5 separate regions of the Mus musculus genome follow, and all the other regions are linked to region 1. A link is a loop called in an ENCODE intact Hi-C map of the cell type or tissue named here. Cell type or tissue: left cerebral cortex. All regions are shown on one strand. Links, peaks and the distances in the headings refer to the core of each region. The heading gives the core; the rest is flanking DNA.

Region 1 (6,299 bases), core at 670-5,669:
ATGGCCTCATGGTGATGAGAGGAAAAGATTGGGATGTGACAGTCCTCAACTTGTCTTTGCTACAAACAGCATGGGGGCGGGGCGGGGGAGGGATATGCTAATGAAACATCCCTGTGAGCCAATGCGGCTTCAAGTACCATTTTCACTACGTAAATGTGAAGCTCCATTAGACACTTGCTATGATGAAGCCAATTAAACTGTTAGAGTAAAGCAGCCAAGAGGACTGACTCACTAGGCTATTTTCAAACCCTTCACAATTTGACCTCTGCTGGGGGAGACGTTGCAGTGTGTGTGGGATCAACCAGAACAGCCTGTGGAAAGTTCACAGTGGCTCTTGGCATCCAGGACAAAGCACACGTGTTCTTGTTTTAAAAATGCATGAAGATTTAGCCCTTTGGCTTCTGAGGATTTACTATAAGGAAAATTCTGGACACACACACACACACACACACACACACACACATAGATCATATACCCAGAATGTATGAGAGAAACCTACGTATTAATTTAGCCTGAAGACATTGGCACTTGAGAAGTAGCTACTAATATAGGTTATCAAGATCTAAGACAGACGCTCCCAAAAGATGGATTTAAATTGTGATTTGTTTTTACTGATTTCATTGTTTTTTACATTTTTATTACAAAGCAGCCAGAAACATAAAGCAGAGACCAAATTGTTACAAACAACTAGGTAAGTTAAAAAAAAAAAAACACCAATTGTTTTCTATATAAAGGTCATCTCTTCAGCTACCATGTGAACATCTATCATACCAGGAAATTTTCCTCTCAACACACTCATTGCAATTGTCTCACTCCATTCTCCAGGCATGTTTAACCCTTGGGCGTGTGTTGTAACATTTTATTAATAATGTGCTTTCTCTAGAGTATATCCTCTCCTACCCCTCAAGATGTAACTCTAGGGAGTAGTTGGAATAAAAACCTTTTCCACATCTGCACAGCGGGATGACCTCCAAATAAATAGAGGTACGGGTTTCTGAGGGGAAATGGCAAAAGAGTAGACTGCTGGGAAACACCAGTACCTCAACTGGTTCATATCTGTCAGTAACGAAAAATTTGCTTTGTAAAATAGTGGCCCAGATCGCAATATCTCTTTTAAAAACAGGATTATATTTATTTAGGGGCTATTTAAAAAGAGATTGGAGGTTATTTCTGGCAACGTTTTCCTTCAGAGAAATTTTAGCAGCAGGAAGGAAGATCAAGCCAGTATTTGCTCTTGAGTCTGAAGGGTGCCTTCCAGGGCTGGCCGTTTTTCATGCAAGCCATAATTAGTTGGCCAGTTCGCTGGATGGGGACTTCTCTGTGAAGAGAGAGACAGGAAGGTGTTGACAGAGCTGAGTCCTGCCAGGAACTGCTTCAGGACTAACTACCTGGAAAGTCCAAATGGGAAATCCCTCCTATAAAAGAAAACCCTATTAAGGATAATAGAGTTCTAGTGATTGAGACAGACTAGCTGTCTCCGCCGACGCAGTTAATAACGACTCAATATTCACCTGTAAAGAAGCAAGCTAACCGCGAACTAGGGGCGGATCCTAACGCAATGGATAGAGAAAAAAAAACCCTAAGCTGGGGCCTCTAGGACCCTTGCAACACCTGTTGAACGCTACAGCCTACAACTTTACGAACTAAAGACTCCCGGATTTAACCTTAGGAGATTCTAGAGTCGGTGGAAATGCGCGTGTATGCTTAAGGTTTCCATCTTGCCTTGTCAACAAAACTGGTTACTAATTATTTATGAACCACAGAGCCGAAAACAAACTTTCTTACCTTAAGCAGTTAAGGAGAGGCGGGCAGAGGGGGGAGGCTGGCTTTGAATTGAGCCTCTTGGTACCTGTCCCTGCCCCCTGCTTCCCACCCTAAGTGGCTTTTTAGAAAAGTCAAGGTCGCACCCCTCCTCTACTTGGGGAGGGGGCACACCTCCCACTAAAACAATGTTGTAGCATCCAACCCGGGGAGTCCCAGGAGCGCAGAGCTGTCTAAGCACAAAGACTGGGCTTTCAGTCCAGCCCTAAGCCAAGTCAGACCCAGGAACGTAGTGACACAAGGGCCCGGCCAGGCAACCACACTCTCCAGGCGTCCCGGGCTCCCTACGCTTCGGGATGCCTGCGGTGGGGCTCTGGAAGGGCAGCGGGCAATCTTGAAAGCTTCTGTCCGGGCACGCAGTACCCCTCTAGCACCCTCGGAGGACCCCCGAATCCCGATGTTTGGGGTGCCTAGTCCTCTCTCTTGGCGAGCAGCTCCGGGAGCCCACCGTCTGTCTGGCTGCAGCGGTTGGCAGGACCCGAAGCCCAGGGCGGCAGGACCCGGAGTGCGCAGGACTCACCTCCCCGCGCCCCAACCCCCGGGTGCCTGCGCTGCGCAGCCTCGCGCGGTGTCGCGCCCGAGCGTCCCTCCCTGCCCCGCGCGTCCCCAGCGCTAGCGAGCAGGTGACCAGAGCCGCGAGCCACGCGCACGTATTCCCACCCGAGATCGTGCGTCCCCAAGCGCGGTGGCCTCTTACCTCCGAGCGGGCCGGGGCGGCCCCGCCAGGCCGGGCACCGACTGGGCCGGGGAGACGCGCCTCCCGCCGCCGCGGGGAGCCGGGGCGGCAGGCGGGCTCGGGGAGCTTCTCCCGGGCGGCGGCGGGAGGCGCTGCTCTCGCCGCTGCCGCCGGGGTCTCGGGGCTCCGCGGCCGCTGCGCGGGTCCCTCGGGTCCTGCGGAAAAGCCCGCCGCTCGCGCCGCAAACTCTTGGGCGCGTAGAGCTGGGGACCGCCGCCACCTCCCCGCCCCGCTGCCGCCTCCTCCTCCTCCCTCTTCTCTTTCTCCTCCTCCTCCCGCTCCCCTTCCTCCTCCTCCTCCTCCTCTTCCTCTTAAGCCTCCAGGCTCCGGCGGCTACCCGCTCCCCCCACCCCCCTACGGTCCAAACCCAGTGTGAGCCGCGCACTCAGCGCGTGCCGCAGGGACGCGGACCCTGCGACCCCCCGGCGACTCTCGGCGGGGCAGACACCGGTGCGCCCCCAGGGCCTCTGCGAGTCCTGCGGGGCTGCTTGGGGAGGGGGGTGTGGGGGTATCGACGTGGGGGTCCGGCCAGTCTGGTCCGGACTGGGCGCGGTGGAAGGGGGAGACTGTGCTTAGTGCGGAACCTGGAAGAGGGGAGGCGAGCTTGACATTTGAGGAGCTGCCGGCCAGGGTCCTGCTAAAGTTGTCACTAGGGGGGTAGCAAAGAATCCGTGCCCCGGGTAAATGGGAATCATCTCAGTGCCCACTGCCACTGTGCTGTCACGGGGTGGGGGTGTTTGCTAGAATGTGATTGTCTTGTCCCCCTCGCCCACGCCGACCTCTAAGGGCAGGCCTCTGCGCTTCCGTGACTCAGGTTACTGGGGACGTGGGTGGGTGAGGGAACACCAGGTGAGAAGAAGGGTCCTGGGATGTGAGAGTGAACGCTGTTCGTGGAATATAGCAGCGGTTGCTAGGGAGGAACGCTCGGTGCCTCCTCCAGGGCGAGCTTAACTGGTCAGGAAAATGGGTCAAGGATCGGCAAGAACCCGCTAAATGTCCCCTTGTAACCCCAGGGCCACAGGTCGGGGGCTGCGGCCAGGAGGCGCCCTAGGAGCAGCGCCGGGCCTCTCCCTCCCCGCCCCCACTGCCCTCTCTCCTTTTGCACCAGTGCAGGAAATGTTCCACTGACCTACATATTTTTCCAAACATACGTGACCTTTTTTTTTTTTCCTGTGGGAGGAGACAGGCGAGAATCCAAGAAAAAGAGAAGCTGTAGAGAGCGGCGCGCGCAAGAACACAGGGAGCCCTTTTCCCAAGCTTCTGCAAACCCCTAGCCAAGACAGATGTGCAGACGGGGTACGGGGAACCAGGCCTGCTGTTAGACTCGCTGAGGGGGTTCTGAGCGCGAATGGGGTGATGGGGAGATTGCTAGCCCCGCGGAAGAGCTCAGGGGTGGCGTGTTTCACCCAAACCCACAACAACCCTCTACTGGCGTCCAGAGATCACGGCAGGCAGGCAGGCAGGCACCTGGCTAGACCAGCCGGAAGAGGGGAGCCACGTCCCCGCGCCAGGTGCACAAAGGCCACCTGCTTTCTGACACCCTTTGAGTTCAATTCCTGGGGCAGAGCTCTGTCTTGGCAGCTCTCTTTGGGTCATTCTACATCTCACATTCCAGCAAGTGGCCTGGACAAGGAAAACGCCCCCATTGGCTCCTGGCTACCTATCACCCTCCCCCTCCCTCTTTCTCCCCCTTCCTCTCCCCCTCCCTCTCCCTCTCCTCCCTCTTCCTCTTCCTCCCCCTCTCCCTCTTCCTCTCCCTTCCCCTCCCTTTCCCTCTCCTCCCTTTCCCTCTCCCCCTCTCCCCTCCCCGTGTGCGTGTGTGTGTGTGTGTGTGTGTGTGTGTGTGTGTGTGTGTGTGTGTCCAGAAGGGGTCTCCGGAGCTTCTGAGGCTTCAGTTCCAAGAGCTAGCCTTAGTCCTGGCTCATGGTGTTCTGGGGCCTGGATTTCTCCTCTCCAGTGCAAACTGGACCTGCACCAGAGGGGCCTTATTTGGACATGCAACCCTACCCAGTCAATTAGATGAAAACACTCACACAGAGGTCCTCCCCTCCCCAGTAAAGTAGGTCATTCTCTTTATTTCCCATTTGTATTATTTTTGTCTAATTCTCCTTCTGAGAAAATAAGCACGTGCACAGAACTCCGAGCATCCTACAAACCCTGCCGTCCTCAGGCTTGTTTCTGACTCAAAGGCTTTTGAGGAAAGAGAAAGTTGACTGACCCCTTGTTAGTTTGGAGTTCCCCTTTCCAGCTAGAGGAGGGAAGTATTTTATTTTCCTTTACTTTTCTCTCTGTTCTTCTGTCCTTTTCCTTTAAGCAAGCAGCCTTTTACTGTGCCTTTAAACAGTGGCTATGACTAATATCCAATAAAGATGAAATTGTGTTTCTAACCAGATTTAATATAGAATTTAGAACTCTCTCTCTCTCTCTTCCTTCCTTTTCTTTCTTTTTTCTTTCTTGTTTTAAAATTTTCTTTGAAAGAGATTCCAACTCCCTCTGGCAGCTTGAAAACCCATTGGGATCTCTTTTAAGAAACTTGACATGGCCTAATTACACAAGTCTGCAGTGTAACAAGTGCTTGAGCTGTCCTGTTCTTATTGGTTGTGAGGAGCCTTCCTGCTTTCTTCCTGTTTGTTATGGAGACTGTGTGAATGTGGTGGTCATACTTATCCCAAGCCTCACCCCTTCTCGAGTGTTTCTTCTCACCCAGGAGGGACTTTGAGTCAAGTGGAGACTGTAGTCCCCAAACAAACGTGTTCTCCCTCCGATTGCAAAGGAGGGCCTCCTGCTCTCTCCGTGCGTTTGACTGTACACTTCCTTCCAGAGCCCTGTGTGGAACACTGAGAGGGGTTTGTGTACACAGGAGGTTTACAATCTGAGAGACAGAGATAGACATGAGCTACATAGGGTGGATGACAGGAGTTCAAAGGAGGAACTCAGAATGGCCATTGTGGACAAGGTGGCAGAGCACCCACGAGATAGCAAACTCACGATAGTTCATCATGATGGACACATTACTTAAAATGTGTGGCACGGATCAGATGCAGCACTTCAAACCTGCATTGTGGGGGTGGAAATTCTCACGTGGCCCCAGTCATTTATCCTTTAAAGGAGTTTGCTTTTGTTGATCAAGTCTTTCAGTGATTTCCAAGCAACCCTCGATATTTTTTCCAAGAAATCAAAAGGCATGAAATGGAGGATGAAAATTTTCATTAATTACCAATATTTCAAAATATATAAAAAATCATCCAACTAATCCATTGGATCTAATTGCATGTCAAATCTGTAGCATATCTCAGTTAGAAATACTGATATAATTAACTTCTCACATAGGTATTGGGTGGCTGGGTGGTTATTGGTATCTGCTTTTAGAGACATTTGGGAGAGACTGTTTGGACTACTGCAGTACTTATGGTACTACCTAGGGCTTGGGAACCATGCTGGGATGCACTTTCTGTAACCGTAGCACAGTTTTAGGATAGACAATGAGAACAAAGAGTTGCTTCTGGAAGAATAACACATTTTTCTAGCTAGTCACAGGTGGAAAGGCCCTTGTATATGTAATAGCTAGAAGCCTGTCGTGGACAATTACCTCAGAACATCAATTTCTTTCTACCTAAGAGAAAAATCAAGTATCATGCCATGCCTTGTTACATAGAATAGGTAGCATTTTGCTGGTAAAGCGTCTGAGGCAAACCCTGCCAGAAGAGGATCATTTGGGAAGGAGGAGGAAGAAGCCCTAGAA
Region 2 (6,299 bases), core at 627-5,626, 120 kb before region 1:
TTCAGGTATGTTGTACAATATTCAAACCAGGGCAAGTGTTGGTACCTCCTCAAATGTTGATCCTTTCTTTGTGGTTAGAGAACACTTAAGGTCCTCTCTTGTAGAGCTTTAAATGAGCAGTACATTAGGGCTATCTCCAGTCACACTGCTGTGGTGGAAAGGAACATAAGCAACATCAGATTTATGTCTCTCAGCTAACTGTAGTCACCTCTTCATTTCACTTCTGGTCTTTTGCGTTCAGGCCAAGTCATTATGTACACTTGGGGACTCTTGTCCACATCTAGCCTTTCTAACTTCAGCTCATATAAGATGCTCTAGAGGGACACTATGCTCTTGCTTTTAACATTCTTGCTTTGGATGATGCTTCGTGTTTATAGCAGCAACAGTTAAAAAAAAAAAAAGCAGTGTTAAAAAGTCACACATAATTTCCACACACTCTTTCAAGCAAGCCAACGCGGTCTCAGCTTGAAGTGAAAATTAAGCCTTGCTACAACAAACAAAAGAAAAACAAACAAACAAAACAACAACCAATCAACCAAAACAAACCAAATCAAACAAAACAAAAAAACTAAAAATACAGCTCAGGTAAGAATGAAGCCCGCCTACATCCTTGAAACCTCCTAAGATATGTTATACAATGGGATGATTTAAAGCACTGTATGGAAGCTTTTTAGTAAGAGAAATACAAGTTCACAGGGGTGGTCTTTGAACTGAGCATGCGCACTGCTGACGCAAGGCCATGTGGGAGCAGCGGCCATAGTTCTCAGTCTGAGAGCCAGGGCGACTTTCCCTCTGTGCCTTTGGATGCTTAGGATATTCTGCGGTTGTAGCAGCTACCATTAAGGCCAACAGTCCCACATGTTATAGATATTATGATAAAGCACTGTTTAGAATAAAGTTTACCACCTAGCCTTTTTTCTTTTTGGATGTTGCTGAGCAACATCCCGGTTCCCATACTGCATTTAAATATACGCAGAAGTAGTGTCAAGCACATCTGTATACTGATAGCACCGTCCGTCCCTAGAACTCGGTCTTACCAAATGGAAACTGATACCCACTCGGCAACTCCTCACTGGCCCCTCCCCCAGCCCGGGACAGACGCCCTTCACTTTATCCTTATGAAGTTAATTACGATAGGTGCCGCATCTGAGTGGAATCACACGATGCTTGCCCTTTGATGGCAGGTTTACTGTACTTAGCACAATGATTCTCAAAGCTCCGCTATGTTGAGCATATGCCAGAATTCCCCTCCTTTTACAGGCTGTGACAATTCACTGTAAGGGTACTGCACACTTTTAATCCATTCACCCACTGAAGAACAATGGGACTGCTTCTAACTTTTGGCCATTGCAACTCTTTATGAATGTGCTCAAATGCCTCTTCAATCCCTGCATTCGTTCCTTTGGGTGTGCCCTAAGATGTGGGGGTGACTGGATCCTACGGTAGTTGGGTTTAGTTCTTCTTCTTCTTCTTCTTCTTCTTCTTCTTCTTCTTCTTCTTCTTCTTCTTCTTCTTCTTCTTCTTCTTCTTTTTTAACTTTATCTGCATTTATTTTATGCTGAATTTATTCCCGGGCCATGAGTTTTTGCTTCTTCAGTTTCTTCTGGGATATCTTTTTCTTCTGTGCAGCCTCCTCTTCTGGCTTTGGAACGATCTGTTCCTTCTCAGTGAGGATCATCTCACTGTGGCAGGGGGAGCTCATGTATGGGTTAATCCCGCCATGAGCTCTGTAGGTTAGTCGGCGTATCCTAGGTGCCTTGTTCACCAGGATGTGTTCAATGACTAGAGAATCTAAGTCTAAACCCTTAAGTTCAGCGTTACTCTCTGCATTTTTAAGCATGTGCAGCAAAAATTCAGCACTCTTTTTTGGCCACTGACCCTGTGTCCAGCCCCACTGTTTGGCCTGGGCGCACCTACCAACTCCTCCATTATAACACCGGAATGGCACACATTGCTTCTTTAAAGTGACATCCTTCAGATACTTGGTGGCTCTGCTGATATGCATACCCTTGATGGCCTGGGCAGTTTCCCGAGTGTTCTTAAAGTGAACACGAAGGTTTGAACCTCTTGATTTGCATGATTTTGTGGGGTTTTCTGGGTCAAGAGAGTAGCGAACCATCTTGGCAGGTGACCTCTGGCTGCTTCCAGGAAGAGTGGGTTTAGTTCTTAACAAGTCAGCACATTTCATGCCTTCGTTGAATAGCCCCTTCCTTATAGTCAACAATAGAGCTGATTGGAAGGAGCACTATTGATCTCTAGGGAATGATACAATAATGAATTCTCAATGTTTAAGACTCCTATAGTCACTCCTCATGGTCCTGGGCCTTGGGCCCCTTGAACTTGCATCTTTGAACAAAGCCTAAGAATTTGCATTTTAACAAGCTGCGGCATCTAGCTGTTCTGGGGTTGGCATGGTGTTGGCTTTCCTATCATCAGATGCCAACTTCTTCAGTTGGGCGGGCAGCCTGCTGTCTACCACTTACTGCTGTGTAACGGCTTCCTTAACTTTGTCTCATGAAGTTTGACCAAGCTTTTCAGATTAGCCAGATCAGACATGGTCAGGCCTTGGCTTCATTCAGACTTAGGGGCCCACATAGAAGAAGGAATTGCCTTCCCTCCCCTGGATGGACTGGTCCCCTGAAGAGCCAAGCCAGCCATAGAGGATACTCTCCAGGCAAAATCCCTGGACAAGGACCTGAAAATCACGCTGGCAGGTTTACCCTACTTAGCATCTCCTTGAAGCCTTTTAAATGAAGCATGTGTGTTTATTCAAATACCATGCAGCCAAGGATCATTTAGGGTGGAAAGAAAAAAAAAAATCCAGTTAGCCTCAGCACTGGGACGCGGTGCTGTAATGTTGGCTTGCTCCATTGGAACCTGGGCTAATCTGGCTGGAGTGAACAGCCCCAGGTGGGTCCCGAGTCAAACAGTAGTAACTAAGGCAGCAGAAGTTCGAGCTGTTCTGTGTTCCCTGTGCCTCCCACAGGCCCTCCTCCTCTCTGCAGCTCAGCACCCACTCTACTTTCTTCTGATATCATTCCCTCCTTTTCTCCTCCTCCCCCAGTTCCCATCAGCACCTTCTGCTTTTTTTTTTTCTTTGCTGTTTTAGGAAATATTAGCTTTTCTACTTTGTGTGGCGTTTGAGGGCCATGGCAAATAAGGAAGTGGGCCTTTCAGTGCTTCACCCAGAAAGGAACCTGGTTTTGAAACGTCTGGCATTAGAGCTGTATTCCCATTTAGCATGGGTCACAAGTAAGAAGGAGTGTTTAAGTATAGGTTAGAGCTCATGTCTCTGCAGTTAGAGGTTGGGCAACTAGCCGTTTTGGCAGTTTCTGAAAATCAAACTGACTTCTGTGTGATAATTTCTCCAATGCAGAATTCCTGGCTCATGGTAAAGCAGCCTCCTTACTAAGTGTGCACAGGGACGGTAGTGAGTGAAGACCTGTGAGCCAGGCCTATTACATCAGACCTGCAGCAGTCTGTACAGGGGAGACAAACATGCCGGGAGCAAAGGGGACATAGCTGGGTGTCACAGCACAGGCCTGTTTGGCAGAGTCTGCAGGCTGAGCCTGGTCCTTATTAACTAAACTATTCCTCACTGCACAAGATTATCTCATCAGCTCGAAAACAAATGAATGGATCTCATACAATTCAGGGTGAGTGTGCACACTGGCACAAGATGCACTCTTGAATGTGAGAGGGCACTGGTGAACACAAACAGACACACACACACAGACACATACACACACACACACACACACATACTCTCTCTCTCTCTCTCTCTCTCTCTCTCTCTCTCTCTCTCTCTCTCTCTCTCTCTCTCTCTCTCTGTTGGTCCCAGAAACAGGAAAAATCCAAACGCAGGCATGAAATAATAATTCTTGGGACCTCAGGTACACGTTTGCATGATAAAAGACACCATTGAAAGAATAGGACGATTAAAGCTTACCATTGTTGTAAGAGCGAAAATTTCCTACAAATTTTATATATTCGTAAGTTGGAAATTCCTTTGGGTTCAAGCTGCCTCTGAGAAGATGGCAATAAAACTCTAAATCGTTGTCAGCTGGGTCGTTAGAGGGAGAAAAGAGAAAGGGAGAGGAGGGTTACACAGACTCCAGACTAAACAAGTTGCGCCTGTAGGGTTTGCTCCACGCGTGGCCTGTGTGGTTTTCTCCGTATGACGGGCCGTTAGACCTGGCTTCTAACCCTTGCAGCTCCAGGCCGTTCTCCCTGCAGCTCATCCATACTCCGTATTCTATACTTGGACCCAATTAGTCAATCTACCCACAGATGTCTGTGGTTGGTTATGTCGGCATCGATTAGTTCTGGTTGTTTTCACATGGCGTACTAAAATAAAGCTGCTCGCATAGAGCCGCTCTCTTTAATTTAATCTCTTTTTTGCTTTGCTTTGAAGGGAAATCAGATGTACGACGGGACCAATTATGCATGGAAATGGACTGAGGCTTGAGCAAATGCAAGCGTCTTTGCTACTGCCTGCCATTGCGTATGCTTCGTTAGGCGGCGCGTGGTGAGCACACACCGAGGCCTGCCTTCTATCTAGGTTGCCAAATATTTTGATATAAATCTCAAACTTCCAAAAAATTGCACATGCAAGTAAATAACCAGAAGACAGCCGCAGGAGGACAGAATATGGATTTCCAACCTAATTATTCAATTAGCAGTTGATTATCTGCTGCCACAGAAACTTTACATTGTAGTGTTCCCTAAGATCAGCAGCCTGCTCCCTGAATTTTGCCCTATTTATTACTCTCATGTAAAAAGGCATCTCTTGCCATACACATGAAACATGTTATTATTCTGAAGCTATACTTTCAACGTTTCCACATAAAAGCTAAAATGTCGTACGTGCTCCAAGTTCCAGTTTTAGCTTCAACTTAAAATATACCTCAAAAGGATCTTGGAAATGTTCTGAGTCACGAGGAAAATTATCCTTAAAATTAGTCCTTCCTTCTTAATTCATTCTGACCTCCTTTCCCTAGCTAGAGCAAAATTCTTGTCTTCAGATCCAATAACAACACCAGGAGGGAGGACTTACATTTTAGGAATTCTGGGGAGGGGGAATCCGTCACAAGCATATGGGAAGAAAGGATTTTATAAACTTCGGAATGTTCTTGCTCTGGAAGGAAATTTAACAAGTTCTGATCCATGACATCCGCCTGCAAGAGAAAATAAAGAGAAAAAGGCGTGCGCTCGACCGAGTGAACTTCAGAGCAAAGGCAGAGCCTCAGAGTTCTTGGCAGCTCAGGGCTGCTTCAGAGAGGAAAGCCGAGGGCCACGAGGTCTGAGAAGACCCTTCATGGACTCTTCCTCTGCACCTTAGAATCACGATGTAAAAGGGTTTTACAGGGGTTGGGGCTGTGGCTCAGTGAGAGAGCACTTGCTTAGAATGCCCAAGGCCTTGGGCTTAATCAGCTGAAAATAAATTGATTAACAAGTAAAAGTCCCAGGGATGCCTATACTTGACCTTCTCAGTGGTCTAGGGGACCAGGAGATGGAAGGGGCAAAGTGGTCAAAGGCTTGGGAGGCTCTCTCCTGGACATGGCACGGCTGTGGTACTCACAAACTCACAACAGCCTTGGTTCTCTCCCCAAGACCTGTTCGCATCCTCATTCCATCCAAGAGCCTTGGGAGGCTCCATTCCTCCCTGATTGGCGATGAATGGTCGCTGGGGAGGGGGAAATCATTTGTGAAGCCACTGGTAAGTTATCCATGATCCTTTAAATCTATGCTCATATAGTTAACCTTGATAAAACTCACTGGGTCATACCAAACAAAATAAGACATAAAAGTCATGAACGTAGAAGGGGAGGCAGATTGGTTAGAAGAAAAGGCTCCAGGGGAGTGGGAGGGAGGTGAGATGAGAAGGGTAATGGGAGGTGAAAATGACCAGAGTACATTGTATACCAAACTGTTGAAGAATAAAACCGTTAAAGGGGTTTTAGATGCTCTTCAATATGTCCGGGAGATTGTTTAGGGTTCTCCTGTGGACACCGTGGTACAGTATTTTCACAGGATCTAGACTCAGATCATCTCTAACAGCCTCACAATGCCTGAGCAATATGTATGTATGTATGTATGTATGTATGTATATATGTGCATACACATACACATATGCATATACATATATACAGAGCTGTATCATTTGGAGACTAATGATGTAGAAAAGGCGTGTGCACATGACCAGGATGGGCAATGCTTTATTTCAAATATTTCCAACTTGCAGCTGGTTGGGTCTGTAGGCCAGAGGGCTCTGCACTTGCTCATATGCATGTGTGCTT
Region 3 (6,299 bases), core at 754-5,753, 98 kb after region 1:
CTAGTTAATGTGCACCAGACTTGGCTGTCCCTGCGTGGATCTGTGGAATGATGGCTGGTGATAGACTGCTGCATTTGAAACCGCTCAAGAAATCTTGCCTTCCGGTGCGCTCTAGAGTGTCCTTGGCTCATCCAAAGCACAGAGAGATGGCAGCTGGAGGGAGGCTGGGTCACGGTGAAGCTTGCCCTCTAAGAATGCTTGCTCCGTGTTGGCCAATGACTTCTGGGCATGGGGCCTACCTTGCAGTGTGGTTGATAAACCCAATGACATTACTTTGGAGAAAACTGATTTTCCCTCCCCCAGCAGGAATAAATTGCAGGCAGTTTCCAGAATGGGCCACCAACCCACAATGAGCCCAAATTAGCAGTGTGGGTGACCAGGTGAACCAAATGAGAAGGCCAACTACCCCAGCCTTTTAACCACACATGGTGATATGTGGATGAAGCTCTCCAGGACATCCCAGCAACCTGACTCTAGGGCCATGAGACACCCCAAAGAAGACAGAAGAAACTTCTGAGGCCTCCTCAGCTCACTGACTCATGAGGAATGAGAAAGCAAAGGTTTCACATGGGTCTTCCATAGCCTTGCATAGACGAGAGTCGGCATTCACATCATTGTGTGTATCTCTGTCTTTGGAAAGTTGGTGTGCATTTTCCCAGGTAAACCACAGAGTGGGAGGACACAAGACTTCTATATAAGCTATTTGCTTTCGGTACCAGGCTAGATTTTTAAAAATCTCTCCTGCTCATGAATTTCCTTGTGTAGGAGCAGCTGTCCAACAGATGGCATAGGCAAGTATGCACAAAAAGGGCGACTCTGAAAAGCCTTTGGATAATAGATGTTAGTCTTGGTTGATGGGACTGACTGGGGCTTCCCAGAATGACAGAACCCCATTATGGAGTCAACCATATCCTGCTGAGTCCATCTCCCCAGAACCCGATGAGCACAGGGAAGCCCTGCAGGAAGAGGAAAACCAGGCTTAGGCAAGGTGGCTGCAAAAGAACTGGAAGTCTTGGTCCTGCAGTGAGCTCACTGTGGATCCAGGACATGTTGGCCTTCAGATGCAGGGTTAGAAGGTGTTGCTGCCAAGCAGATGAAGGGGGCTTTGCTTTAGTGGGGGCTGGGGATGCCTCACCATGTGGGCCTGGGCAGCAGCATATGTGTAGACACAGCAGGGCCTCAGCCACAGAAGGGAAAGCCAAAGCGAATGGAATGGCTCCACAGAAGAGCTGCCCTTCTGTGTTTTGCAAGCATTGCCTCCGAAGATACTCCTCTCCTGAGTGAGTGAACTTGTTCTAGCTCACCGCAGTGGGTGCAAACAGACCCCACCCACCATTTCCTGGGTGTGGGTGCTGTGGGCAGATGCCAGAGGGATTTTTAAAAGAAGCCGTGCTATTTAGGGCGTTAGGATCCGCTATCATGCCAAGGCTGCAATATGTCTGCCCATGAGAACTTCCCAGCATCCAGCAGAGGAATGCCATTTCCAGGGCTCACACTGAATCAATACGCCTCCCTGGCACGTTCCTTCTGCGAAGTCACTCTGCAGTCTCCCTTCCAATGAATTCCCATCTCAGAGCTGGGGCGTGGGCCTCGTTTTTAGAGGTGACACTTAGATCCCAGACAGGTTCCTCTAAGTGTCTCTATGATTAGGTTAACTCTGAAAGTGGGCAGGGTGGGAATGTTTTCACATCTGCAAGTGAGACATTTGCCAAGAAGGTTCTAGTTCTGCGTTGTTCCTCTGGATCATGAGATGAAATAGAAAACCCAAGGAAGTAGGGCTTGGTTGGTGGAGCAGATCAGCTCTGACCAGCACAGGGCCTCTGTGCTCATGTGGAAAATGAGAAGTCATTCAGAGAGGAATGTGAGAGGTTATTTTAGGAAATAGAAAAGCAAAATGGATGTTCGCAGACAAGCTAGAATGGACAATGGACCTATATATATATATATATGAATGAGAACATCAAGAACTCAGAGGCAAAGCCCTATTTTTAGACTATTGTATGAGGCTAGGCCAGGGAAGAGTCAATACTCTTCTGACAATGATTACCCACTAAATAGGAGAAGGATAACGAGGCCAAAAATAATCATTGTTTTCAGCCCTCCAAATTCAGGGTGTTCGAAACAGAAACTTCTGAAACATCACCTAGTCAAAAGCCCAACACTTCCTTCCTTCCTTCCTGCCTTTCATCTGAGAGCCCCTGCCATATTACCTGTGCAGGGGTGGGGGTGGGGGTGGAGGACAATTTGGCAGCTTGGCAGCACTAATCTCTGTGTTCCTTGCTCAGGGCCGGAATGTCTTCAGTGTGCACAAGAACAGTGTGGTCAAATGCTGAGTCCCTGCCCAGCTGCAGAGGGTCATGTTCTACTGGTTTAGGACTGAGGATCTAGATCTGGCTTCTCCCCACACACCCAGCAACTATTTCCAAAGGGTTGTATTGGCTTTTGGCCATGGACCTGTAGTCAGTGCTCAGGAGTTGAGGGGGTTTGAGATTCTAGGAATCAGAAGGCACCGGGCATAGGCTTGGGTGAGGCTAAGATGCAAGAAGCTCTTTGGATGAGGGATTGACCTGAACACTGTGGCCATGGTCAGTTAGAACAGCGCTTGGATCAGAAAGAACGTGCACTTCTTGCTCACCTCTCTCTGAACACAGCATAAAGGGCTTTCTGACTTTCTCCTTCAGTCTCCTTCAGTCATGGCGTCTTAGCGTCTTTTCATGTGCTGTGGTAAGGCACCCTAACAAAAAGGAAATGGGTCCATTTTGGCTCTCAGTCCAAGGTTAGAGTCCATCCAAGTGGAGAGATCACTACAGCAGGAGCTTGAGGGAGCTAGTCACGTGCCAGCCATGATCAGAAATGCAGAGCAATGGATGCTTAGCCGACTTCCTTCATGTCACATAGCCTAGGACCCCAGCCCTGGGGATGAGTCCCATGCACAACAAACATGTCATCTCAATTCAGTTAACCTAATCAAAACAGTTCCCCCGCAGGCATGACCAGAAGCTTGCCTCCCGAGTGATTCCGGATTCTGTGGCACTGACGACGCCAAGCATTATGCGTGGGAAAGGCATAGCTAAATGAAGATGTTATGGTAAAATGCCTTATGCAGAGATGGGAAACTTAGCCTGGGGCTGGGGAAAGACCCTGGTAGATAGAGACAGGCACAAAGATGCTGTGTGTGTTGTGGAGAGTGGGCTCAGTCAGGATGGCCAGGCTCTTCCAGGCCGGGCAAAGGATCCACAGGAACTGGTATCCAGGCAGAGTAGATGAAACAGGAAGGAAGCCAGCACTGCCAGGCATAGAATGAGCCTAAAGGGCAGATGAAAACGGTTTCCTAGGATTAAAATGCCAAGTAAGATCCCTGCAGTCATCATATTGAGGGTCATTATCAGAAAGACCTAGTCCAGATTTACCAAGTCACAGTGTGTGACGACCCTTCTGTGACTCTGTAGAAGGACTCTAAATGATATCTTATTGTGATTTCACCCCAACAGCACCAAGTCTCCTTTCCCCCTCAATAACAGATCTCCTAAAAGTGCCTGTTTTCACTACTCTTTACTCTCTGAAACCACAAGAAGTGCAGACCACACCCAGGTCTCTGGAATGAGAATCTCCACTATGTAGGACCAGACTCCCCACAGGATGACTTGATGTATAATGAGAAGCAGAATTGGCTCTTCCTATTGTCATTATTTAGAGGCCTGTTCTCTAAATAATCTGGAGAGGGTGGTGTGTGTTTTCCAGGACTTTTAGTGGCAAGAGACAGGTGCAGCCTAAAGTGGGTGTGAACTTCCGCAACGGGAATGTCTCAAGATAGTGTTTGTTGGCTCCCGATTTGACTGAATCTTAGGGCTCTGAAAGGATCCTCTGGTCTCTCTTGTTTGAGCTTCTTCCCATTGTCTTCATTCTTAGGAAGACTTTATTTAGGAGGGACCAAAGATGACCAAACTCTCTTCATCACGCCTCAGAGACTATTACAGAGGCAAGAGAAGGTCATGAGCTCCTCTAGGACCTCTAGGTCTACCTGTGTCAACCCAGCAGCTGACGTATCAGCTGCTCACATAAGGATGTGCCATTAGCCAGGCTGGGCTGGTGACATCTCTTGGCTGAGAGAAGCAGAGACAGAGAGCAATGTGGAGTAGTCTCTCTGGAGACTAGAAAGATCTCGCCCACAACCTATTTGGCCAACTTCCTTCTCGGTACTTTGCACACTCGTGTGCCTCAGGCACTTTCGGATGAGTGCTGAGAGAACACCTTTAAAACGCCACCACCATCTTACAAGCTGTGTCCCCGAGAGGAGGGAGAGCATGCTGACAAGGTGGGTGCCCACTCTGACCTGCCAGCTAGTCAGTGGGGCTGGGAACTGGCTGTAGGAGTCCGAGTCCAGAATCAAGCAGTAACTGGAAGCGATCCAGTTTGCAGGACTGCCAGGGGCATGAGGCACCTCTGCCTCCCAGCTCAGCCTCAGTCTGCTATTCGGACCTGAAAGACAGACAGCCCTTCCACTTTTGGAGGCATTTAGAAAGATGATTATCATGCCATGGACACTTTTTTTTTTTTTTTTAAGACAGGGTTTCTCTGTGTAGCCCTGGCTGTCCTGGAACTCACTCTGTAGACCAGGCTGGCCTCGAACTCAGAAATCTGCCTGCCTCTGCCTCCCAAGTGCTGGAATTAAGAGTTTCCTTTGGCTCACAGCTTTGGAGGCTGAAAATCTAAGACAGGACAACGGAAGGTTAGCTTTCTGTGAGGCTGCTGGCTGTATTATCTCACGGCGGACATATCATATTAACGGTGTGTACAAGAGGGACGGATCACACGATTAGACTGGAAGCCAGACAGATCCGGAGGTTAAACTCTCTTCACAGCCCCTTGTTCTTGAGGACGCTAACTTACTCTGCAAGATCAGCAATGATTCCTTCCAAGAGGGGTGCTAGAGAGTGTCCTGTGATCTTGCTCACTTCCACTGGATCTCATGTCTGAGAGTTTCCCCCACTCAGTGCCATCATACTGGAGAGCAAGCTTCCAACTGAGGAGCCCCTGGGGGATAGTCACACCATCTCCAAATCATGGCAGAATGGTGCTGGGTTGGCACCTTAGGTATTGGTTTCACCCACCCCCGTGGTGCGTTTCCCCTCCCCCAGCCCTGTGCGTTTGCATCCACGCTTCCTACTGGCCATCTATTATCTATCAGGTGCATTTTGTACTTTAATGATTTGGCCTTTCACTCTGGCTCTGCCATCACGACTGAACTTTAATGGGACTGCAAACACCACTTTAAAATCCTCTTTCAGGCTCTCACTCTGTGTGTGTGTGTGTGTGTGTGTGTGTGTGTGTGTGTGTGTGTGTGTGTATGTGTGTATTATACCTAGTATGCCCATCTTTCTGAGTATAAATCAATCACTTGGAGCAAGAGGATAGAATGGGTTTCTTTTGCTGTGGTGGTAGATCTTGCTGGAGGTGCTGCAACTTGTACTGTGAATACATATATTTCCACTTTCCTTCTGACAGCAATGAGCGATCCAAACCACACCCTTCTCCACCCAGAAGCAGAATGGAAATGCACCCCCTGAAACGTCACCTGCCAGCTATGTGCCTGGCATCTTGGTCCATAGTTTCCAAGGTGACTGACAGGGTGCTGCTGTCACGGGTTCTGTCTGTAACCGTGACAGAGGGAGGCAGTGCACAGAGGGTTTAGGTGGGCAAGCTGTTGAGTGTGGAAGAAGGAAAAGTGTTGTACCACATATGGCTGGCAGGTGAGAAAGATGACATCCTGCCTCATATTTACATCAGTTTAGGGATGACATTTAATAGCAATGTAACATCTATCTACCTTAAGGAAAAGCACAGTATGGCTTGAAAAATTTTAAATTCATGATTTTTTTTCCCAGAAAATTAGAATATCCTAATTATCTAGAAATCTCACTCCCGGTTAACAAACCACATTGTTGATACCAGCACAAAATGCTCCTGTAGCTGCAAGCTGCCTACTCATTTAGAGATTGAAGAGAGGAAGGGTGTGTGTGTGTGTGTGTCCCTGAAAGTGTGTGTATGTCCCTGAAGGTGTGTGTGTGTGTGTGTGTACGTGTGTCCCTGCAGGGTTGTGTGTGTGTGTGTGTTTGTCTCTGAAGGTGTGTGTGTGTGTCCCTGCAGGTGTGTGTGTCCCTGCCAGAGTGTGAGTGTATGTGTCTCTGCAGGTGTGTGTGTCCTTGCAAGTGTGTGTGTGTTTGTGTGCGAGTGTGTCCCTGTAGGTATGGGGGGCATGCAGGTATAGGCACAGGTGCATGTGTATTTGTGTAAGCCAC
Region 4 (6,299 bases), core at 904-5,903, 150 kb before region 1:
TCCTAGGCAACTTCAACCCAGGACTTGAGGAGATGGGACAGCCCTGCTTCCTTTGAGAAGGTGACTCAGCCTTCCAGATAGAGAAATAAGAGCAGAGAATGATCTATCACCCACATGCCTTAAAGTCACACTTGGTTTTATAATCATGATTTGTTACATAAGCTGTCTTAGACAGTTAAGGCTGCGGGTACCTTTATTAGTTCAAGAAAATGCTGAAATATTTGTGAGGACTCTGATTTAGTTCAAACAGTTTGTACCACACAAGGTTGATCCTCATGTCTGGGGGGTTCTCTCTCTAGACTCAGATCAAAACCACTTGGAAGAGGATTTCTTCTGTGCCAACTATAGATTGCCTTTTGTCAATATTTCCTAAACATATGTGTTATACTAAGTACTTACTTAGCACACACACTGTTGGAGGTATACAAACAATCTAGAGATGATTCAAAGCAGAGGTCACAACCTTTTAGCGTATCCAGGCCATACTGGACAAAAACGAATTGTCTTAGGCTACGTAAAGATGTCGAATAATGGTGGCCTGTTATTTTGAGGGGATGGGATGTTGTCATCTATAGAGTTCAAAAACCATGCAATCAAGTTACAAATACTCCCCCCCCCCAAACAACATTGTGCTGACCTTGAGAGTTCACAATATAGGCTGTGGATTGGACAGACTCGGTTTAAAGAATACAGGGGGATGTGGACCTGTTTTGTGCAATGCCATGTTGTATTATAAAAAGGTCTTGAAATCTGTATATTTTAGTATCTCTGGAGATTCTGGAATCAGTCTCATTGGACACCCGAAGTGCTACTAAATTTCATTTTAAATAGTTAAGTGTTTTAAATAGTTAAGTAACTGATTTTTTTTGACTTTTATGTTTTCTGTATTGAGTATATGGGGTGTCTGAAAGCTTCAGATTTTGAAATATTACATTGCCATTGGCTTTGTTCATTAATGTGGATTATCCACAGTTTGTTCACCATATAAACTAATTGGATGTGGCTTAAAAAGAAAATGCACCAAGCAAAATGCACCAAGTGCTGTCTTAAGGCCCAATTAGAGTTGCAAGTAGGAAAAAAAAATACGATTTACAAATTGAGTCTAAATGTTGAAGGAACAACTTTAATAATCTTAGTAATAACTTAACCAAAAGCATGCAAATATTTCTTTTAGCCAAAACTCTTGGGCATTGGAAACATGCGCTGATAGTCTGTATCATGGCTCCTGTTGTACCTGACCCATTCTAAGCTCCCAACTCTGCGGTCTTTGCAGAGGGAGGCTCTTCCTTTGTGGCACGTGGTAGATTTAGTTACAGTTTCTAACCAGGGCAGCACAACCATGTGCCCACCTGAGGGCAGCAGGCTCATGTTCCCTGAACGCCACAGGAGATGTGGGGAGGCAGGGATGAACCTGCACTCTGCACATACTGTGAGGAGCACCCAGAGGCCAGCTCACCCCATGTTCCATTCATAGATGAACCTGAGCCACAAGCCAATGATGCCAAGGTCAGCGGGGGTGGGGGTGGTGGTAGGGGGTGGTGGTGGGGGTGGTGCTGTGTTTCAGGGTTTGGACCGGATGTCTCATCCTCTCCAACAATCTTTCATACCTCATCCTAACCCAGAAACCTACAGCTGTGAAATGAAGGCTCTTGATTATTTTAAAGCAGTGGTTCTCAACCTGTGGGCCCTGACCAACTCCCCGGAGCCACCTAAGACCCCATTGGAAAACACCGAGACAGAGTCCTACTATGTAGCCCTATGTCGATCAGGCTGGCTTTGAACTCCCAGAGATCTGCATCCCAAATGCTCAGGTTACAGGAGTGTGGGAAGAAGCCTAGCAAGAAGAATTTCTGGGTTTCCCACATCTCAGATTCAGTACCCGCACCCTCGAGGGACAGTGTTTTATATGACTCCAGCTGTCCCTTAGCGTAAGCTTTCGGAACAGTATGTGGGTTAAACAGGATCTCTCAGCTTCGGCAAAAACTCATGTTCAAGCCAATTGCTATATTCCTTTGGGCAGGATATAGCTTGCTTGCTGACCAAGGGTCAAATTAATGCAAGATTCATTGTGGCAGGCATTATAGTTTGCCTCAAAGAAGACGCACTGAGTTCTGCATGCAGTCCCACCACTGAGAATAATCTTGGTCAATATTGATAACTTTCCCAGTGATTTGGTTTCCCCATTCTTATAATATTGACTGTGCTAGTTATGGTTACTATTGCTGCGATAATACACCATGGCCCAGAGCAAGCCTTAACTTCCCTACACGAGCCCTTTCACCCTAAGCCTTAAACTGCTACTGAGGCTGCACTTTCACCATGGCCTCTCATAGGCTTGCTTCATGGTGCCAAGCCTCGAGTTCTCTGCATGACCCCCTTCTATCCTGGGCCTTCATCTGCTATGGAGGCTGTACCTTCACCAATGGCTTCTCCTGGCTTCTCACAGTGGCAAGCCTCAGCTGCTCACGATGACCCCTCATGCCTTTAAAACCAGTATCAGCTGGGTGACTCTTAAACTACCAAGTTTAGCTGACTGTGTAAGGTACAACCTTGGCCACCTCTGGAACAAGCTTGTGTGTGCATGTGTGTGTGTATGTGTATGTGTGTATATGTGTGTGTATGTGTGTGTATGTGAGAGAGAGAGAGAGAGAGAGAGAGAGAGAGAGAGAGAGAGAGAGAGAGAGAGAGAGAGAGAGACTCAGGAAACACTTCCCAGAGGATTTCACCTCACTGCTGCTGCTCTCTTCCTAATCACTGCCAATTTCTCAGTCCCAGCTGACCAGCATCCAGCATTCCAGCAACAAAGTTTTCACTTTACTGTTTCTGGCCTCTTGTTAATCACAGCCAAGTTTTCAGCTCCAGCTGACGGGACACCACAGACTCTCCACTCAAAAGGCCCTGTAGAGTCCTTGCTTCTCCCAGAAACCTCACAAGTCAGGCCTCTCCCCCTGCACGTCTCTCAACATTCTCACCTCGGAAGCTCCCGCAGAATAGCCCATCAAGCTTTGAAGACTCAATGACTTTTCTAATCCCAAATCCCAAAGTCCTTCCACGATCCTTCCAAAACCGCACGCTCAGCTCCGTCACAGCAGTACCCACATCCTGCTACCCCATAGCATTGCTGTGATGAAACACCACGGCCAACTGCAAGCTGGGATTAAGAGTTTATCTGGCTTATGCTTCCACGTCACTGTTCATCAACGAAGGAAGTCAGGACAGGAACTCAGACAGAATAGGAGGCAGGAGCTATAGTGGCCACGGAGTGGTGCTGCTTACTGGCTTGCTCCTCATGGTGTGCCCAGCCTGTGTTCCTTGAGAACCCAGGGCTTCCAGCCTTGGAGTAGCCTCAACTACAAGGGGCTGAGCCCTCCTCCATCAATCACTAATTAAGAAGGGCTTGCCTACAGCCTGATCTTATGGAGGCATCTTCTCAACTGAGGTTCCCTTTTTTCAGATGGCTTTTGCTTGTGTCAAATCAACATAAAACTGTCCAGGAAAGAGTCATGAAGTCAGCACATGTTAAGTAGGTAAGGTGAAACAAATGTGGAAGGAGCGCTACATTGTGGCATTATTCTTAAAGTGAGAGAAAGAGATCTTCCCCTTTTGACTGTGGGTACAGAGATCTGCTAAAGGAGTGAATGGAAAAACACTCAGACAAACAAACAAAAGAATGAAACTTCTTGCTCAAACTGTCTCTGCTCTTGTCATGGAGCTAATGGTTTGATATGTTATGCTGTCCCAACTGTGTGTGGCCTCTAAGGAATAAAAAACCTGTTGTCTTTATCCTCCTCCTCTCCCAGTGCTCCAACGAGTGAGACATACATATCTGGACAGCTGGCTGGCTGGCTGCTAGGCTAGAATGATGGCTGTCTCAAAGAGCCAATCAAGGAACATGTTACTTACTACGGCTGCAGGTGTCCTTATAGGCATTCATTTGAATAACCAGCAGAGGGCACACGTGCTCAAAAAAGCACGAGGCCACTCTCTCGTGACCGGGAGGACCTCAGCACACCTTCACCTGGGAGCAAACATCAAATATCCCAGAGAACTTCCTCCTAACCTAATTTTAAAAGACTGCACTAGCGCACACTTCAGTTCTGAACCAATGAAGTAAGCCCACTGAACTGCAGTAAACGACCCTGGCTGGGTAGGGAATCCTGGTTTGCATCTGGGCATACATGTCTGTGCCTCCGTTTTACCAACAGCGAAGAATTTCTTGGATTTCTCAAAAGCCGACCTCAAAAGGTTATAGAAAACACGCAAACAGAAAACAAGACAGTCCCTCAAAACAAGTAAGAAACGTATGCTAGAACAAATAGATCCCACTTAAATATACTTTTCCACTATTCACACCTGCAGACTTTACACCTCATTGGTGTCATTACAGGACACACAGAAATCACTAATATGGAGACACTACAAAAAAGTCGGTACAATACGGCATCATTGCCCGGCTTCGGCAAACTGCCAATGTGTCATCCTTATCTCTTGTCTTTCCTCTCTGGTGGTGTGTGTGCAGAAGTAAGGATGGGGAAGGGGGATTAGGGGGTGTGGGGGGCTGGGGAAAGGCTGGGGAGGCTAGAATAATTTCCACTTGCTTAAATTTTTACAGTTGAATCAGTTTTTTTTTCTTTTTTCAAGGATCACATTTTGGTAGGAGTTTTTAGGATGTATTTAAGTCTTGTGAAAAACAAGAAGCCAGGCTTCGGGGAGGAGACGTTCTCTGGTTTGATTGTCTGTGGATCTCCGTGTTCTTTTTGGAAAATTCCACTTTGAAGATAAGTGCAGAGGAATAAACACAGATAAGGCTTGGCATCTACAGGGGAGCTGTGCACCAGGGGGGTTAGCACCCACAGGGCAGGTATTCATGTGTGTGTGTGTGTTTAGCATCTGTAGGGGAGCTATGCACCAGGGGGTTAAGCATCCACAGGGCAGGTAGTCATGGGGGTGGGATGGGGTGGGGGTTAGCATTCACAGGGGAGCTGTGCACCAGGGGGTTTAGCTTCCACTGGGAGCTGTGCATCCAACAGCTTGGCATGCACAGGGAGCTGTATGCCGAGGGTGTAGCATCTATAGGCAGCTGTACAATGAGGACTTAGAATCCACTGGGGAGATGTACACACTGAGGGCGTGGTTTCCATGCAGAAGCTGTAGGCTAAGGAGGCCACTTTCTCTCGACTGTAGTGCCTCAGCTCAGCTTGGCTCCTGTGCACCTTTCACCTTTGCCCCAGAGCAAACATCAAACATCTCAGAGAACTTCCTCGCAGCCTAATTCTAAAAGAACTCACTAGCACACACTGGGACATAGATTCTGCAAGGGAGGTGTGCACTGGGGGCGGGTGGGGGGCTTGGCTCCCACACGGGGCTGTGTGCAATGGAGATTTTACATTGCATAGGAACATGAGCACCTGAGAGCCTGGCTTCTTAGGGAGGTGTGCAGACTGAAGGCCCTACTTCGCCACAGAGACGCACAAACTGTAGGGCCTGGTATGTACAGGGTGTGTGTGGGGTGCAGTAGAACACTTGATTTCCACAGGGAAGGCATGCACAGGAGGGCTGTGTTTTCATGGCTGTTTGACGGACTCAGATACATATATATGTACTTCAGCATAATCTATGTGTTGGGGGTTCACAAAATGTACCCCTGATGGGGACACATCACACCCTTTACAACTGGGAGCAAAAGCAATAACATTATTGCCTGTTATTTTAAAATCTCGCTCTGAGGTGGCGCAGGCAGGAAGCAGAAAGCTCCAGCACTCTGGAGGGTGTTCAGACGCCCACCTTGCTTTTTAGCACTTTCTGCTTCAATTCCTCACCCCCTTCCCGTCAGTATAAAACCCCATTAAAGTAATCAAAACGAGACAAGTTCAAAGCTACTGACTGGGTTACGGATCTGTGAGGAAAAACATATCGCACTCTGGGAAGAGTGGTAACAAGTGGCGTTTTGTGAATTCGACATTTTGGCAGCCATGCTTTTAAATTCATGCGACTGCTAGGCGTCTTCCAGTGTCCACACTGGGGAGTCACCGCAGCAGGGAAAGCGAAGAAGGACTTTTGTGTAGTTTGCTGAGTAATTCTTACAGGAATACAAAAAGGGATGCCCGGGCTTCTGCCTGGGTATGCATTGGGTGTCCCATCTAGTAAGTGTGCTATGCAGGGGCAGGAAGGACAGGATCAGAAGGCAGAACTGATGTCCCCTGTGCGTCCCAGCAGAGCTGAGCAGACCTCCGGAGAGAGGGCTCTGGGGTCATCCAAGGAAACCACACGGTCATAATGTAACTCTTGTCATGAAACAG
Region 5 (6,299 bases), core at 493-5,492, 180 kb after region 1:
ATGAGGAGAGGCCAGTGGAGGGTTTTACTGCCAAGTGCTAGGCAGGAGTTTTGAGTCAGGGAAGTCTTGTGTGGTCATTTTGCTTCCACCTGCGACTCCTGCCTCAGGACGAACCAATCCCATTGGTGGAAATCTGTGTATTGAGGCTCTGCTTGGTGGAGACCCAAATGATGCAACTTCTGATTGGCTGGGGCCTGGCTAATTGCAGATGTTTATTGGTGAACTTACATACAGTGCAGATTTTGATCAGAGAGTTGGTATGGCTCGCCTGTCGTGAACCATCTCAAACCATCATGCTACCTTTATGGATGCATCATCTCCATATTTCATTAATAATGAAGGGCAAGGGCAGAGCTTGAATCCAAACACCTTCCTCATGATCCTAAGCATATGAGACAGAGATGGGTACAAGGCAGGTAACCTCAGAGCAGGCATACTTTAATGATCAAATAGGAGGCAAATATTCCAAGCAGAGGAAAGGAAGCAAAGAAATAATTAAACTCACTGTGAAAAACTGTTTGCCATTTGTGTGAGTCAATTCAGGTAATTTTGTGCTTTAAACTTCTGCTACTAAAACCCCACGAGCAGCTTAACTTCTCCAAAGTAAGTGTGGCGACGCTGTGTTAAGTGTCATGACAGCCACGAAATCACTTTCCGGGGCGCTATGAGGAGCACAGAATGTTATTGTTCAGTAGATTAAGATTATGGTGACTAACGTGTTATGAGCAATGTGCGTGGGAGATGATGGAATATATCCAAAGCTGTGAGGGAAAGGGTACAGGAAAAGCCTCTCTTGATGCTGCTCCCCGCCCCCGGCTCCTGCCAAGCTCACTACCCACAGCCTTCAAACAGGTTTCTTCTGGTGGTGGAGATGCAGGGTGGAGATGGGAACAGTGGCCCAATGGATCACACCTGTGTGTGCATGAGCGAGTGAGTGCGCATGTGCACGTCTGCCTGACAGCACAGGTACCACACATTAGTGGAAGATGTTGCAAGACTGGTTCAAGGGGCACACAGTAGGTGATACCAAGGCTAGACACCTGCAGCTTGAGGAACCTCAAACTGTTGTCCCTTTCTTTATACTTTTTCTATCTCAGTGTCCCCCAGCCCTAGAGATCTCCTATCTCCTGCCCCACCCCAACCCTAAAACTCTCAATGTCCCACGTTGTCCTTGTAACCTAGTGATTGGTCCTCAGCAGATGGGGAAAACTTTTCTTTCAAATGCTATGTTCTCAGAGTCCAACGTTATTCCTGTAAAAACTACTAAAATAATTGTGCTCCCACATTCCTGTAACTATAGCGCTAGGAAGGTGGGAGCAAGACACTCGAGGTCATCCTTGCCAAGATACTGAGTTCAAGGCTATCCTGGGATAAAGATCCTGGAGAGAGGGGGATGTGGGGTGTTAGCATGGGGCAGGTGGGGGGCAGCAGAGAGAACACTTAATTGCCCAGGAGACCAGCAACCAGAAAATTTTTTAAAAAAATAATATTATTATTTAGGAGAATTTCATTCAGAAGGCTCCAAAATCCCACCAGCAAACAATAGATTTAGGAAAATAAATACTATTTTCATAAACATTTGGGATATTCAATTCAGTTTTTGTGCTGAATTTCAATATAAGGAATATAAATTAAAAGGACTAACAAGGCCTGGTGTGTTTTTTGTTTTTTGTTTTTGTTTTTTTTTGTTTTTGTTTTTTTGGCTTGTTTTATTTTGTTGTTGTTGTTTTTGTTTTTCCTCTTGTTTTAAGCCACTAGCATTGGATTTATTCTACTATTACAAGATATTTCAGACACTCAACAAAGAGGCCTGTGGTGGTTAGTCAGCCAATGCAGGATCGCCTGTGAAGGGAATCTCACAGAAAGAGGGGCTGCATGAGATTGAGCTATAGTTGTGTCTCAGAGAGATTCTCTTGATTGTGTTGAAGAAAGAAACAAAGCAAAAAACAAAGCAGTATCTTAATAAAATAGGTAAAGAATGACTTTTTTTTTCTTTTTCTTTTTTTTTTTAGTGCAGGGGATTGAGCCTAAGGCTTCATGCTTATGGGGCAAGAGGTTTTAGCAGTGAGGCACATCTCCAAGCCTCTGTCATCACAATTGTCATTGTCAACATCATCATCGTCATTATCTTGAGATGGAGTATCAGTATGTTGTTCTTGAACATACTCTGAATCCCAGACCGTCCTTGAATTTGAGATCCTCCTGCCTCAGCTTCGAAAATGCCTAGGATTACAGGCCTGCACCACCAGTCTGGGCTAAGAACAAGCCATCAACACAGCTCCCTGACCCCCTGACCCCCACACCACTCCCACCAAAGTTCCCTTCCATGTTGGAAAAATTCAACCTGGGGCAAGAGCCAGCGCTAGGCCAGATTTCAGGGTGCTTTCCTGGGAAGAAGAACAAATGTCCCACTGTCCTGATCCTTCACACACACTGCAAAAGGCATCTCCCTCAAGAAAAGTCTTCTGCCTCCTCCATCAACCCGAGTTCCCTCTCTACCCGGTACTGAGTTTTCCTTAACCAAGCCAGGAGGCCCGGCCTGGACGAGCTCCCTAGGACCAGCGGATGCTCAACAGGTGCTTGATAAAAGATGGAGCTGAACACACTAAATGCCTTTAACTATTCGCCACAACTAGGCTTTAACTTGACTCGTTGTGACACCTAGTGGTGACTTCTTTCCACTTTGCTCCAACAGGATTAGCAGGAAAGTGTAGTTCCTACTACAGCAAAGGCAAAGCAAACCAGCTCTGGTCCAGGAACCTAGGATGCAAGAGCACCTGGGTGGCAAATGGTCGGTCGGTGTTTGCCCTCTGTGGCTTGCAGGCTAGCAGCGCTCACTGCTCTCATCAGGGTCAGTATAGCACTCACACTGCTCCGCAGCTCCGCGGCAGGAAGCCCACAGGAAATCATGGCTTCCATGTCACGTTGCAGAAGGGTAGCTGAGCCATGGAAACTGTCCCTGTTGCATGGAGCTACCTCTATTGCCCCTGTCTCAGGGGCAGACCTCAACAGTAGAGCTTTTATCTAAACAATCAAGTCCCTGGGTTTTATCTTCAACACCTTGTACCTTGCCAAAAGGGGGCGGGGGGAGCCATAAATTACCAATGTATGACAGTTAAAATAAAATTGAGCAGGCCGGGTGGTGGTGGTGCACGCCTTTAATCCCAGCACTTGGGAGGCAGAGCTAGGCAGATTTCTGAGTTCGAGGCCAGCCTGGTCTAAAGAGTGAGTTCCAGGACAGCCAGGGCTATATAGAGAAACCCTGTCTCAAAAACAAAAAACAAACATACAAAAAAAAATGAGCAAGAAATTAAAGATCTGTGATGTTTAATGGCACTCAAAGTATCTGTGAAAGTGTTAATGTTAGGTATGTTTTCAGAGGAAACTTCAGTATTAGATATAAAAATAGTACATGCAGCATGCATTTACCTCTTACCCTGTAAACCACTTCTTGGAATAAATTCTAAGAAAGTGGTTACAGAATAAAGAGACAGCCTGCAGGATCAGAGAAAACCTAGCTAGTTGAACATGACAGGATTAGCATCTAAACCATATAAAGAACTCGAGAAAAACCTAAAGAGCCAAACAGCTCAGCTGATAGATTATCAAGTTCAGTAAGCAGTTTCCAAATGATAAAATACAAATGATGGATAACAATGTTTTTTACAACCTGGAGGCTCACTAAGCATCAGAAAAATGTAAAGCAGAATTACATTGAGATTCTAGCTCCCCCCAGTCAGAGTGCCAGTCATTAAAAAGCAAGTAACCACAGATGCTCGTGCCGTGAAAGACAGCTGTGGTGGTTTGAATGGAAATGGCCACCATAGACTCACAGGGAGTGGCATTATTTGACATGGTTAGGAGGTGTGGCCTTGTGGGAGTGGGTATGGCCTTACTGGAGGAAATGCCACTGGTGGCTGGGCTTTGAGGTTTCAGATGCTCAAGCCAAGTCCAGTGTCACTCTCTCTTCCTGCTGCCTGCAGATCAGATGTAGAACTCTTAACTACCTTTCCTGCACCATGTCTGACTGCATGGAACCATGCTCCCTGCCATGATAATAATGGACTAAACCTCTGAAGTGTAAGCCAGCTGCCATAAAACGTTTTCCTTTGTGAGAGTTGCTGTGGTCATGGTGTCTCTTCATTGCAATAAAACCCTAAGAACCTTATACACTATACACTACGGGCAAGAATGTAAACATGTCCTGCCCCTATGGCAGCTTATAGTAGTGCCATTCTATAGTAGGCAGGTTTCTCAGAAACCTATATAGACCCAAGATATGACCTAGCCATACCTTCTATTCCTAGATATTTACCCAAAGGCCTCCAAGTCAGTCTATCCCAGTGACAACTGCAATAGAAACTCCAACTAAGACACTTGACTTAAACTTCCATTAATCCCCATGAAATTCATGTAGAAACCATCACTGTTGCCTCCTGAGAGATGGCACAGTCTCGACCTATGAGTGGCTGAGAGATATCAGTGGGCAAAGGATCTGCTACAAGAAATGATCTCCTTGCCTCAATGGTAGGCCATTGCCTGGATCATGTGGATAGAGGTATTGTCTTAGTCAGGGTTTGTACTCCTGCACAAAACATCATGACCAAGAAGCAAGTTGGGGAGGAAAGGGTTTATTTAGCTTACACTTCTAAATTGCTTTTCATCACCAAAGGAAGTCAGGACTGGAACTCAAGCAGATCAGGAAGCAGGAGCTGATGCAGAGGCCATGGAGGGATGTTACTTACTGGCTTGCTTCCCCTGGCTTGCTCAGCCTGCTCTCTTATAGAACCCAAGACTACCAGCCCAGGGATGTCACCACCCACAAGGGGCCTTTCCCCCTTGATCACTAATTGAGAAAATGCCTTACACCTGGATCTAGTGGAAGCATTTCCCCAACTGATGCTCCTTTCTCTGTGATAACTCCAGCTGTGTCAAGTTGACACAAAACTAGCCAGTAAAAAGGTTAACCATGTTTTATTGTTTATAGGAAAACAGACACTGTTGGAGATAGCTGTATTAAGTGAATTAAGCCAGTCTTATTGATTCTTAGATTTTATAAATTAATAGATGCTTAAAATCATGTGTACCATTAAAGTAGAAGCAAGACTGTCTAGGGATGGCTCAGCAGAAACTAACATAGTATGAAGAGTTAGGAGAAAATGAGGGTATAAGGAAAAAGCAATTGACTAAGAAGACAAAGGCATAGCATGTTATCAAAGCCAAGGTTTGTGTATCTGTGTGTGTGCACCTGAAATAATTTGCTCCCCATAGAGTAATAACTTTTATTTATGAAGTCAATAACTTGAAATAAATAATGATATAGCAGATCACTTACCCTATACTGTCCTAGCTCAGTTTCAGATGTGATGATGTAATTCTATGATTATTAACATAAACACTGGCCCAGAAGGAACCCTGAGTCTTCTCAGCTGGTAAAATGTGAGACTTGCACAGACTTCAGGCTACACATTCACATGTAGCCAACATGTCTCTGCACAGGGCCCTGCAGATATCCACTGCTGCGCACGAACCAGAACTGCCTGCCTTTGTGGACCTCAACTCGAATGAAAATTAGTTTCACTCAAAGGCAATAATAAATTCTACCTTGTCCAATCAGATGATGCCTGGCAACTGAGGAACGAAGGACATTGGAACTGTGAACCACAGAGAAGTTGCATTCTGAGACTCGGAGTGGACTACACGGTTCCCATTTCCCTTTTTGGGAAACACAGTTTTTTGGCAAGCACCTCCACTCAGGCCCAGGGCACTAGGCACAGTGGTAACACCATTCACCCCATAGGCAAAGCTGATTCAGAAAGCACACGGCCATCAATCAGCAAGTGGCCTTGCTGGGTTTCCTGTGTCACGGGTTTTCCTGCCTAGAATAGCTCCTTCCCCAGGCTCCCATTTACAGTAAATGTAATTACCTCTTAATGGCATCCATCTCCCTCTCGCTCTCTCCACCGCTCCTATTTTTAACCAGCACTACAGGAATATTTGTCCTCTCATTCACTGATGAGTTTTTGAGGTCACGGTTTGGCTTTTAAGATGACAGTGCCCTTAATCTTGTTGTGGATTCTTAACATGAAATAACAGCCTGTAATTAACACAATGGGGCGCAGGCGGGCTGGCAATCTTATTCTGCTAACATCCTTGGCTCAGCACTTGAGTCCAGGAAACGGGGCTCAGCAGCTGGGCTCAGCTCAGAACGGGGAGCTCTCTGGTGCTTAGACAAGCCCTTAGTCAGGCTGCCCAGCTGCAACTGAAAGTCCACCTGGGCTATTCTCTCCTCAGGACAA

What was found. Hi-C counts contacts between places; a loop is a spot of excess contacts. Peaks named below come from ENCODE experiments on the same cell type or tissue, not always from the same donor. Only the 100,000 strongest peaks of a DNase experiment are listed, where the experiment ranks them.
Region 2: a loop joins it to region 1, with 2.2 times the contacts of the local background. A loop is called at or near these places in 5 of 42 quality-filtered maps.
Region 3: it touches region 1 in a loop (6-fold over the local background); 11 of 42 quality-filtered maps call a loop at or near these places.
Region 4: a loop joins it to region 1, with 2.3 times the contacts of the local background. A loop is called at or near these places in 13 of 42 quality-filtered maps.
Region 5: it touches region 1 in a loop (4-fold over the local background); 18 of 42 quality-filtered maps call a loop at or near these places.

The regions. Positions count from the first base shown.
Region 1 is chr1:39,190,229-39,196,527 of GRCm38, reverse strand. Npas2 (neuronal PAS domain protein 2) reads right to left here and starts at 2,256. Exons shown (of 21, transcript NM_008719.2): 1 at 1,786-2,256. In left cerebral cortex, for the core only: a CTCF peak has its summit at 3,576; DNase peaks (open chromatin) are centred at 2,777, 3,360, 3,735, 4,584 and 3 more places; H3K4me3 peaks cover 3,478 bases; H3K27ac peaks cover 3,794 bases.
Region 2 is chr1:39,310,719-39,317,017 of GRCm38, reverse strand. It overlaps Npas2 (neuronal PAS domain protein 2), which reads right to left. Exons shown (of 21, transcript NM_008719.2): 6 at 5,057-5,177; 7 at 3,950-4,063. It also overlaps the pseudogene Gm3617. Among named protein-coding and RNA genes, the nearest start is that of Rpl31, 54 kb to the left of the region's middle. In left cerebral cortex, for the core only: no CTCF peak of the experiment used is centred there; DNase peaks (open chromatin) are centred at 3,427, 4,357, 4,993, 5,120 and 1 more place; H3K27ac peaks cover 2,794 bases.
Region 3 is chr1:39,092,813-39,099,111 of GRCm38, reverse strand. No RefSeq gene overlaps it. Among named protein-coding and RNA genes, the nearest start is that of Gm35222, 69 kb to the right of the region's middle. In left cerebral cortex, for the core only: a CTCF peak has its summit at 4,936; DNase peaks (open chromatin) are centred at 1,448, 3,085, 3,690, 5,590 and 1 more place; H3K27ac peaks cover 3,090 bases.
Region 4 is chr1:39,338,504-39,344,802 of GRCm38, reverse strand. All of the region lies in intron 16 of Npas2 (neuronal PAS domain protein 2), which reads right to left. Among named protein-coding and RNA genes, the nearest start is that of Rpl31, 26 kb to the left of the region's middle. In left cerebral cortex, for the core only: CTCF peaks have their summits at 1,321 (motif pointing right) and 3,941 (motif pointing right); DNase peaks (open chromatin) are centred at 4,393, 4,766, 5,133, 5,814 and 1 more place; H3K27ac peaks cover 1,234 bases.
Region 5 is chr1:39,007,247-39,013,545 of GRCm38, reverse strand. No RefSeq gene overlaps it. Among named protein-coding and RNA genes, the nearest start is that of Gm35222, 17 kb to the left of the region's middle. In left cerebral cortex, for the core only: a CTCF peak has its summit at 2,668 (motif pointing left); DNase peaks (open chromatin) are centred at 744 and 2,658; H3K27ac peaks cover 373 bases.